2 separate regions of the Homo sapiens genome follow, and region 1 is linked to region 2. The links are chromatin loops, found by intact Hi-C in ENCODE. Cell type or tissue: heart left ventricle. All regions are shown on one strand. Each heading gives the region's core, and the rest is flanking DNA. Links, peaks and the distances in the headings are about the cores only. Region 1 overlaps RAB20 (RAB20, member RAS oncogene family). Region 2 holds the start of COL4A2-AS2 (COL4A2 antisense RNA 2).

What was found. A loop is a pair of places that touch in the nucleus more often than their neighbours do. Peaks named below come from ENCODE experiments on the same cell type or tissue, not always from the same donor. Only the 100,000 strongest peaks of a DNase experiment are listed, where the experiment ranks them.
Region 1: it touches region 2 in a loop (2.9-fold over the local background); 9 of 110 quality-filtered maps call a loop at or near these places.

Annotation. Positions count from the first base shown.
Region 1 is chr13:110,544,334-110,549,707 of GRCh38, reverse strand. All of the region lies in intron 1 of RAB20 (RAB20, member RAS oncogene family), which reads left to right. Among named protein-coding and RNA genes, the nearest start is that of RAB20, 15 kb to the left of the region's middle. In heart left ventricle, for the core only: no CTCF peak of the experiment used is centred there; a DNase peak (open chromatin) is centred at 2,587; H3K27ac peaks cover 895 bases.
Region 2 is chr13:110,462,749-110,468,122 of GRCh38, reverse strand. COL4A2 (collagen type IV alpha 2 chain) reads right to left here. Exons shown (of 48, transcript NM_001846.4): 25 at 2,517-2,718; 26 at 2,061-2,120; 27 at 1,027-1,083. It overlaps COL4A2-AS2 (COL4A2 antisense RNA 2), which reads left to right and starts at 4,836. Exons shown (of 5, transcript NR_171022.1): 1 at 4,836-5,100. In heart left ventricle, for the core only: no CTCF peak of the experiment used is centred there; DNase peaks (open chromatin) are centred at 2,592 and 3,412.

The DNA.
Region 1 (5,374 bases), core at 322-5,321, 82 kb before region 2:
GATTGGATAAAAAGGGTGCAGTCTAAGCCCAGCAAGGCCTGTCTGTTCAGATTCCCCAGGCCTCTCTGCAGCATTCCTTCCTCTAGGGTATGGGGCAGGACCCTCTCTGGAAGGAGGGTCTAATGACCCACAATCAGATTAGAGTCCGGCCTGGGCCAGGTGAAAGGAGGACAGGAGAAGGTCAGAGAGAAAGATTTTGTTCCTGAGGCCTAAGGCACCCAACATTATAACAATAGATTGTAACAATGGCTGTAAGAATCATGAGCTAGGAACCGTGGATGAAAAGACACAGTGGTGAGTTCCCTGGATTCCAGATTCAGGGCTGAAGAAGCTAGAAATTCGGAAATGCCAAAGGGCACAGGCAAAATGAATCTGCATTCAAGAATTCAGCTTTTGTCTGAAATATTCCTTCCTGCTTAACCCAAGCTGATACAAATCAACACACTTAACTTTTAGTAGCTTATATTCTAACACAGACCAAGCTAAGCTTGTAGCTCCAAGCAAAGCATTTTGTAAATATTTGCTGATTTGTTTTGTGGACTCACAAGATGTTGATGGCAACGGATGTCTTTCCTCCCTCTGGCCTAACCGCTCTCCGCACACTGGTCTTAAGCCTCTGAAATAGCTCAGCTACCTACTGCTAGGGTTCTGCAAGGAAGTCAGGGTAGTGTCCTATGAAAAACTGGCCTGGGAAGTTTGGAATCATCACACACATGTTCAGGCCTCTGGGTTCTGTAGGGACCCAGCCCTTACCTGGCTGGAGCCCTGGGCTGTGAGAGCAGCAGGCATTTATCATGCTTCTGGGTGCCAGACATCACACTCAGTGCCTTCTGGCATTGTCCATTGTTCCGGCATCCACTTTGTGTGCTTGGTGTTATCCTCACCTCTCGGTGCAGATGAGGAAGCTGAGGCCCAGAGAGCCTAGGGAGCTTGCCACAGGTTGCACTCCAGGTTGGGGAGTGCAGATTTGAGGTGGGTTTTTGTCAAAGTCCACCCTTCCTGGCACTGAGCTGGTTAAGAGGCTACGATGGAGCCTGGACCCCTCACATTGGAGCAGTGCCCACCGACAGACCCCGCATAAAAAAGGAACAGAACAGACCTAACCAAGAAATCAGGTGAGCCCACCGCGCTCCCCTGGTGCCTTCATGAGGATGGAGGCAGGTGAGACTGAATTGTGGACATTTCCAGAATGACAAGAGTTTTTTTTTGTTTTTATTTTTGTTTTTGAGACAGTTTCATTCTCTTGCCCAGGCTGGAGTACAGTGGTGTGATCTCGGCTCACTGCAACCTCCACCTCCCAGCTTCAAGCAATTCTCCTGCCTCAGCCTCCCGAGAAGCTGGGACTACAGGTGCACACCACCACACCTGGCTAATTTTTGTATTTTTTGTAGAATTGGGGTTTCACCATGTTGGCCAGGCTGGTCTCGAACTCATGACCTCAAGTGATCTGCCCACCTGGGCCTCCCAAAGTGCTGGAATGACAGGTGTGAGCCACCGTGCCCGGCCGAATTATGGTGTTTTCTAATCCATAAAAGAAAAATTGTTGGATCAAAAAGATGTAGCATTCTAACTGAAGTTGCCTTGAGGATAACAGTGTCTTTTATTTTTGTAGTCTGTTGACCAGGTTTCCTATTTGTATTTTGGAAATTCTCAATTTTATTACTAAGAGCCTTGACGGCATAAGGAGTTGCTCTGGTGGTAGCTTCACAGTTATAGAATACCTGCTATGGGAAACTTTTTGCTCCAGGTTATATCTGAAATGCTTACCTATATTTTAAAGTAAGTGTTTAGATACAAAGAATAAATGGGACGGCCTATTTGCAATACTGTTGTGTAGGCTGATTAGCATTAGCTTGTGGGGTCATGCAGGCTTCCCAAGACTGAGGTTCCAGTCTACAGACTTTGGCCTTATAGCTTTGGCCTTAAATTATAGCCGATGCTTCCACAACACTTAATATGTGCCAGAGGCTCTGCAAAACGCTTCCCCATTTTAGCTCCTTTAATCCTCTCTGGCACCGTAGCAGGTAGCAAGGTTATTTTCCAGGAGTGGTGGAGTGGGGATCTGATCTGGGCAGACCTGTCCGAGGATTTATGCACTTAATCTCACCAGCCTGCTGTGTCCTTCGTAGAAGTGACTTGGATCCTAAAGTGAGAGTGGAACTGGAAAGGAATTGCTCCAAGTATGCATTCACTCACACAAGGTAATAAATGTACATCGGGCTACGTTCTATTTCGTGCATGGGGTGCCTGTGAACTAGAAAAGTCCTGCTGCACCCAACGATAGTAAATGAAAAACAGTTTCAACCTGTGGCCTGTCTCATCACTAACGAGATCAATGTGTTAAGATTCCTGTTAACGCTTTCCCCGTGTAGAATTAAGCGCACTTCATTCACATAGGAAGCTTGTTGCGCCTCGTGTCTGAGCTGCGCTTTCTCATTTATGCAGAGCCAGCTGATTCAGTGTGTTTGGGGCAGGGGTCCGTTCCCTTCCCTGACCTTGGCTGCTCTAGTTCAGGACAGTCTGGTTAGAGGAGGCGCCGTGTAGACCGCTGTGATTTGGCGCAACAGTCAGCTTCCTGGCCTTGACTGGCGGCATTCCAGGCTTCTGACATATGAGTCCTTGAGAAGGAGGAACACTTTCTATTGTTTGTGGTACAGAAGTTCAGCTTGGCCAGGCGTGGTGACTCACGCCTGTAATCCCAGCACTTCGGGAGACTCAGACGGGAGGATCCCTTGAAGTCAGAAGATAGGTACCAGCCAAGGCAACATAGCGAGACCCTGTCTCTACTAAGAATTGAAAAAAAATTGCCAGGCATGGTGGTGCACACCTGTAGGTTCAGCTACTGGGGAGGCTGAGGTGGGAGGATCACTTGAGTCTGGGAGTTTGAAGCTGCAGTGAGCTGTGACTGCACCACTGCACTCCAGCCTGGGCAACAGAGTGAGACCCTGTCTCAAAAACAAACAAACAAACAAACAAACAAACAAAAAACCCAAAAAACAAAAAAAAACAGAAGTTCAGCTTGTACTGTTCACAGATGCTCCAGGTCAGTTAAGATTTGTGAGCCTGGGTGTCACCCAGCACCATGCCATGACACACGCTTAGTGGCCCTGTCACACAGACCAAGGGTGGCCTGCAGAGCCGCTGAGTGCATCAATAAAAAATGAGGCATTTCTACTTAGAAATGGAAGACTCATGTGTGACTGTGCTTCCTTGTGGGTTGGAACTGCCTTTCGGGACGCTACCATCTCATGGCATAACTTGAAATGACTTATGTTGCCCAAATAGGTGAATTTAGGGTTGTACCTTTCCCTCACAGCTGTATTTGGGATCAGCAGGTTTTCTTTTTAGATGAATCAATTGGAACACTTTTAGAAAACAAAATGAAGATATGATCCTGTCTCTGAGTCTCAGTGATGTCTTCTTAAAACTGTAGTAATAAACCTTATTTCCAGGGACAGTTATGAAGCTTAAATAAGATGACAGATGTGCAGGGAGCCCAGCATGGTTCTCGACTCTCAGTAATGCAATGTCATCTTCTTTCTCCTGGCACATCATAGGTTCCCTTAGCTTTTGTAAAGGGTGATAAGGATTAAATGGCTGAGGCTTTTTTTTTGGTGCCTATCTCATGGGGTTTCTCTGCTATGTGAAGGAATCACTTTCAGAATTATGGATTGGAATGGCTCTGGTTGGACATTGACTTTTCATCTGCTTTGCTGTATGCTTGGTCCTGGCTTCTGGGTGAAGACTACAGGATCCACGGTGTTTCTGTGGAGTCAGATCATGAAACAGGAATGTAGAGCTCAGAAGTAAATGCAGCATTTTCCCCCACAGCAAGGCTCTAGTCATTAATTGCTTAATAATAGAGAACGAAGGACTGTAAAGAGGTCCTTAACATTACAGGGCATATTTTACAGACTCCTATTGTGCCCTTTTTATATGTTGCTTTGTATTTCCTTCTTTTTGAGGGGGAGTGCAGGAATTTTATCATCTTCCCAAGGTGGCACTGATGCACTTCTCTAGACTTGCCCAAGCTCTGGGGGCCCATGTGTCCACCTCAGTCACCACCTCAGCACAAGGATCTCCAAGCTCCTTCTAGTTTTAATATCCTGATGTGTGTAGAGTGAACACTCAGTGAGTGTGAACTTGCTCATTTATTCAGCACTTTTTGGAGGACTGCCTATAAATCAGATGCTCTGCTAAGCGTGGGCAAGTGGCAGTAGACAGAATACGCAGTCCAGTTGGGGAGACCGACCACAGACAAAGAGCATTCACAATACGATTTCTAACACTTGCTGTGAGGAAGAGAAGGGGGTGCTAGGATGGGCACTATTTTGGGAGACATAATACACTTATTTAATACTTTTTAAATTTTTATGAGTACATAGTAGGCGTATATATTTATGGGGTACATGAAATGTGTTGACATAGGCATGCAATGCATAATAATTGCATCGTGGAAAATGGGGTATCCATCCCTCAAACATTTATCCCTTGCGTTACAAACAACCCAGTTACACTCTTAGGTATTTTTTAATGGAGACTGTGTTAATCCGTGTTCATGCTGCTAATAAAGACATAACCGAGACTGGGAAGAAAAAGAGGTTTAATTGGACTTACAGTTCCACATGGCTGGGGAGACCTCAGAATCATGGTGGGAGGCAAAAGGCACTTCTTACATGGTGGCGGCAAGAGAAAATGAGGAAGAGGCAAAAGGCAGAAACCCCTGATAAAACCATCAGATCTCATGAGAGTTATTTACTACCACAAGAGTAGCACGGGAAAGACTATGCCCCCATGATTCAATTGCCTCCCTGTGGGTCCCTCCCACAACACGTGGGAATTCTGGGAGATACAATTCAAGTTGAGATTTGAACGGAGACACAGCCAAACCATATCAGAGACCTACTTGAGATTTGAGGGTGTGTGGTGCGTCACTTTCCCTCGGTGAGGCGCTTTACCTGTGTTTCCACACTCACTGTGGCACTCCTCTCTGGTTCTCCATGTGTCTTCCTAGATGTCACCCTCCACAGGCTCCAGTATTCCCGTCTGTCTGCGCCACACGTCTCTGTGCCTTGACTTCTTTGAGTTGGTTATGACCTAGGTCTGGCTCCTTCATTGCATGAGTTTAACGTGTCTTTATTTTTACATCTGTATTAGAGTCATGATTTTGCCCTTTTTGGAAAATTATTTTTTAACATGTGTCAAGGTAGAATTGCTTTAAAATCCCACTCATAGATTCAATGCAATCACTATCATAATTCCAATGGCATTTTTTACAGAAATAGAAAAAAATTCTAAAATTTATGTGGAACCACAGAAGACCCAAAATAGCCAGCAAAATTCTTGCTCAATTTTGAGCAATAATAAAGCTGGA
Region 2 (5,374 bases), core at 324-5,323:
CTCTCATTGCTGTTCATACTACACTGGTGTCGCTCTCTACAGTTTATCACGGGAAGCAGTGAGGGCATGATTTGTGCAGCAGGAAGCATCTAGAACACCTGTCTGCACTATTCATCTTGCATAGGTGGGGACTTAGTTCCAGAAGAAACAAGTGAGAACAGCTCTGGCTGTGTCTGGTGCTTGTGACACTGAGTTACCCAAGTGACATGCTTCCCCGGCCCCATCACAGGCCGAGTGGAAGAGACATCCAAAGGGGAATTCCTACTGCTCAGAGAACTTGCTTTTCTCAGGCTGATGGACACAGGCATAGAGCCACCTCTCAGGGTCCAGCCCTCCTCCTGCTTGAGTGGAAGCCCTGGCTCTGTGTTCCCCGATGCTCACAGGCCCACGGAGACCCTGGAGTGCAGGGCAGCAGAATCGCAGCGCAGGCGGGACGGCAGTGGTGGCCAGCCAGGCCTGCACCGCCAACACTGGACACGCAGGCGGCCTTAGGCATGGGCTCTGTGAAGGGCACCCAGACTCTTTCTCACATGGGCTGAGAGATGGCCTGGGCCAGCAGATAGAAGCCCAGGTCCTCCCAGGTGCTAGAGACAAAACACTCTAGCCTTGTTTATTCCCGTTTCCTGTTAATCAAAACCCAAATGAAAGCATCCTCTCCTGTAGGTTCTTCCCCTAGATCCTGGGATGGAAAGGCATAAAAAGAAAATACATAGAAGTGCAACCCCTTTCCAGTCCTAAACACGAGGCTTCCATCTCTGCCCCTGGGGGCGTTCCCCTGCAGCCATGGCTGAATTTTCTCTTCTAGCCTGGCCCCAACTAAGTGTCAGCTACCAGACTCCTTTTTCTATAGTGGCAAATGACAGTGGGCTCCCTGTAGGCGCAAGACCAGTTTGTGCTGAGATGCTGGACACGACCATGTCTGGGGTGGGGGATGCAGGACCAGAGGAAAGATGGGCGGGGGAGACACAGCAGTGTGAAGATGTGGGAGGAAGGCTGGGTGCACTCCAGGTTCCCTCCGTGCATTACCTGTGGGGCCTGGGGGTCCTGGCAGGCCTGGCAATCCCTTGGGCCCTCCTATGCAACCTGGGGACAGAAAGGAGAAAAGATGAGCCCAAGCAATCCTAAACACTGAGTCCCACGGCCTTGGGGATCCCCAAGGGCAAAAGCACGAGCTGTGCAAACCGGCTACCATTCTGGGATCAGAGTAACTTAATGATTTAATTCATCTTGGTTCTGATGTAAATAAAAGTTTAATTTCATTGTGTAATGAAATCAAAATATTCGTATAAAATGCAAACTAAGCCAGTCTAGTCAAATAAAAACTGGCACTGTGCTGGCAAACAATTGATTCCCTCCTGCAGGGCAGTAGCCTGGGTGCAAACCGAGTTAATCTGGCTGCTACCCTGCAAGTCAGTGTGGATGCTTTTCTTTTGTCTGGAAGCATCTGCCAGCAATGGAGATAGCCTGCGATTTCAAAATGAATTATTTGACTTCTCCTTTGTGACTTTGTTTACTTTCAGAGTGAACCACAGCAATCAGCCACCTTGCAAAATTAAATCAAGGCTGTGGGCACTTCTGGTTGGTGTGGCTGGGAGCAGTGACACTCCAGCTGGGGTATTGTGAGAGCCCTTTGTCTAAGAGGCTCTCTTGCAAGAACAGTCACTCTTGGAGCTTTCTTTTGTCTGTGTGCCTGGGAATCTGGACCAGGCTCCCATCTTGGCCTGACATCCTCGCCACCGTCTGGGCTGGGCTCAGCCTCCTCTGCCTGGACCCTCCTGGCAGCACACGTGCCTGTGGAGCTGAGTTGGAATGCACTGGTGCTTTCCAGTGAAAAAGGATTTCTGACAAGAGGGGTTTGGTTAAATGTCTCTCCGTCTCTACCAGGTTGTCATTCATGCAATGTATAGTGCTCACCAGGCCACTATGTTGTGCCATGGAAATCAAACGTGGCTTGCACATATTATTAATATTTCTTATCCCACGCATACTGCAAGAGCTTAACCAGCAGACCAAATGAGAGTTCTCTAGTGTCCTAAAGCCACCTGCACTTCCCAGAGTACCTGGCTGGATGGCCTCCTGTCTGTCACCTCCAACGGCCCTTTTCACATCTGTGTCACAATCTGGGGGGAAGACATAAGGACAGAGTGAGGCAATTTTGAAACAGATAAGAGTTACTGGCTCGTCTGGGGCGTGCACGTGTGTGAAGGTGTGTCGTATATGTTGCTGGTGGGGGCAGGAAGGCTTTGAAATGGGCAGGGAACGGGAAAGCCATCTCTGAACTTCCGGGCAAGGCCTCTGTCACTGTAGTCCTACAGGAGAGGCTGCATGTTTCAGCTGCTGAGGGGAGGCTGGTGGGGGCTCAGAAACCTCACAGTTGGGTCATCCCTTGTACGTGCGAGAACAGATGAGGCAAAACAGCATCCTCATCTGACTCTACTGGGAAACGTCTACACTGACAAAGGAAAGCGTGGAATGTCTCAGGACTGTGAAAGGTAAAAGGGAGGATTCCTTCATACCTATTTGTCCTGGGGTCCCTGCGGGGCCAGGAGGGCCCAGGAAGCCTGGTGGTCCAGGTAAGCCGGCGTCTCCAGGGAAACCACGTTGGCCTTTGAGGCCGGGAAGGCCCAGTCCTGGGGGGCCCATTTCTCCTGGAGTACCCTTCGTTCCAGGTATTCCTGGATAGCCTGGGTCCCCTGGAGGGCCCTTGATGCCATCACCCTGTGTGAAAATTCAGTTTATTTCTTAAAATATATACTAATGTTAAAGATCGCCTCGACTTCCCTGTTTCCTTTCCCATTTCCCGGAATTCTGAGCTATGGATCCAGAACAGAAAGACAACAGAGATGAACAGGAACCTAGTGCCATGGTCAGCCAGGTCACAGGAGCCAGTGACAGACTGTGTAGCAGTCTAAGCAATGCCACGGAAGCCGGTTCTGGAAGGCACATGTACATGCTTGAGCATTTCTCTCTTCCCACCCGCCAGCTCCCCTGCATCAGCCTGGGCCTTCATCTCCAGAACAGCGAAGGCACAGGCTTTTGTGTTCTACTGTGGGTGGAGAAAGAAACACATGATTTTGTTGTTATAATTTAGCATCGGTAAAATGGCTGTTATTTTAAGAGATGCTACGTTGTTAAAGGAAAGGAAGCTAATTTGGACAAGGAAAGAGCCGTGTGCGCCTCAGAAGTCAGGAGAGATTACAGGATTGGGAATGGAGAGGGGCTGCCCTGTGGATGAAAGCACCAGCTGCAGGGTGCGGGGGGGAGCTGGTGGGAGGTGCAGGGATGGGGTGGGGAGGCTGGCAGCAGTGATGCTGGTGTGATCTGCGCACACACCACGGCACGGCTCGGTGCTGTCCCCACGTGCTGGTGGAACAGCCATGCGCATAAGCTCCCGCTCATCTGCTGAGCCACGGGACGAGGCTGGGTGTTCTCATGACAATGAGGCAGCTGCTTATAAGAAATCAAACCCTGCTCTCCACTGACACCACAGCCCCTTCCTTGTCAAAGGCATGACGGAGCGGGGCAGGGACACCGGTCCAGCTCTATTTATGAGACCTTGATTAAGTGGTGTACCCCTGTGTTTTAGCTTTTTTTCACAGGGGAGGGGGACACAAGGCTGTTGCAGAGATCACAGGGCAGATGCCCCAAACTTAGTGGACAGCAGTGGGGATGATGCCACTGGAAGGTGGCACAGGCAGGATCACGAGTTTTCTAAAGGCAGAAGTTGACATTCTTGGTTTAGAGATGCCACCAAACAAGGAAGGCACACAAGCACTGGGAAAGTCCCTACACCCCGAGAATGGGAAGCTGAGGCTGCAAGGTTCTCCCTGACCCTAACCCTCACCCCTACCCCTAACCCTGCTCCGACCACCTGCCCCCAGCTGGGCTGGGACTGGCAGCCAGGCTTGGGAGCCGCAGGGGTGGGTGAACCCCATGGCTGGACAGGTGCACCTCCTGGTCACCAACTTCACAAGGCACCAACTCCAGGGAAGGCCACCACTACCGTAACAAATCCAGACTCAAACGGACCACACACATACACACATGAGCACACCACACACCACACATACACTCACCACCCCCACCCCACATGACACTGAACAGGCCAAAGACTGTTCCAACCACAGGAATCATCACTCATCCTCCTCTTCTGGCTAAAGTGACCAATTATGACTTTGCCTCTTATTTAACCCTGTTGCCTCCCAGATGAGATTTTTAAGATACCCAATCATAGAATTATCTGTGTTCTCTGGCCCCAAAAAACTGCACTTAAATTGTAAAAATGTGGGCCGGGTGTGGTGGCTGATGTCTATAAAACCAGTGCTTTGGGAAGCCAAGGCAGGAGAATCACTTGAGCCCAGGAGTTTGAGACCAGCATGGGCAACATAGAGAGATCTCATCTCTACAGAAAATTTTAAAAATATTAGGTGGGTGTGCTGGTGTGCACCTGTGGTCCCAGGTACTCGGGAGGTTGAGGCAGGAGGATGGCTTGAGTCCAGAAGTTCGAGGCTGCAGTGAGCTTTGATTGTACCACTGCACTCAAGAGTGTTATTACAGACATGACCCACGTTAAAACTAGAGAAGACATGGGTTATGGAATGAGGCAAATAAGCTGCGAATAGAATTCAGGCGTGAGGCTCTGAGGAGGAGAAAGAGGATTATGACTTCAATCGTCCTCCAATGATGCTGAAGTCTTAACCCCCAGGACCTAGACATGTGACCTTATTTGGAAATAAGGTCTTTGAGGGTGCTCAAGGTCAGATGAGGTCTTTAGGATGGGCCCATTCCAATATGACCGCTCTCCCTATAAAAAGGGGAAATTTGGGCCCAGAGACAGACACACAGAGAGGACAGATGATGAGAAGACAGAGAGAAGACAGCCGTCTATAAGCCAAGGAATGCCAGAGCTCCGGGAACCTGGGAGAGAGGCAGGGACAGATCCTCCCGCACTGTCTCAGAAGGAACCAGCCCTGCAGACACCTTGATGTCGGCTTTCAGCCTCCAGAGCTGTGAGACCATACATTTCTGATGTCTAAGCTGCCCAGTCTGTGGCAGTTTGTGACCTCAGCCCCAGGAAACCAGTACAAAGAGCTTAAGGAGGTACAGGCTTGGTGACTAGAGGGAGGAAAATGGAATCTAGAAAAAAAGACGTGAGAAATAAGGTTGCAAGGTCCTTCTGAGAAGAGAATGCTCCAGAGCTGGCAGTGGGAAAGGCGTGGTGGCAGGAGAGGCTCAGAGGCTGGAGGGTGCACAGGAAGGGGTCTTGTCTCCCTCCATGGCTGCCTCCCGCGCCTCTGACCCCAGCCTCCCCTGAGGAAATGATGCTGGGGTCTCTGCAGGCTACTAGGTAGCCCCTCCTTCAACACCAGTGTGT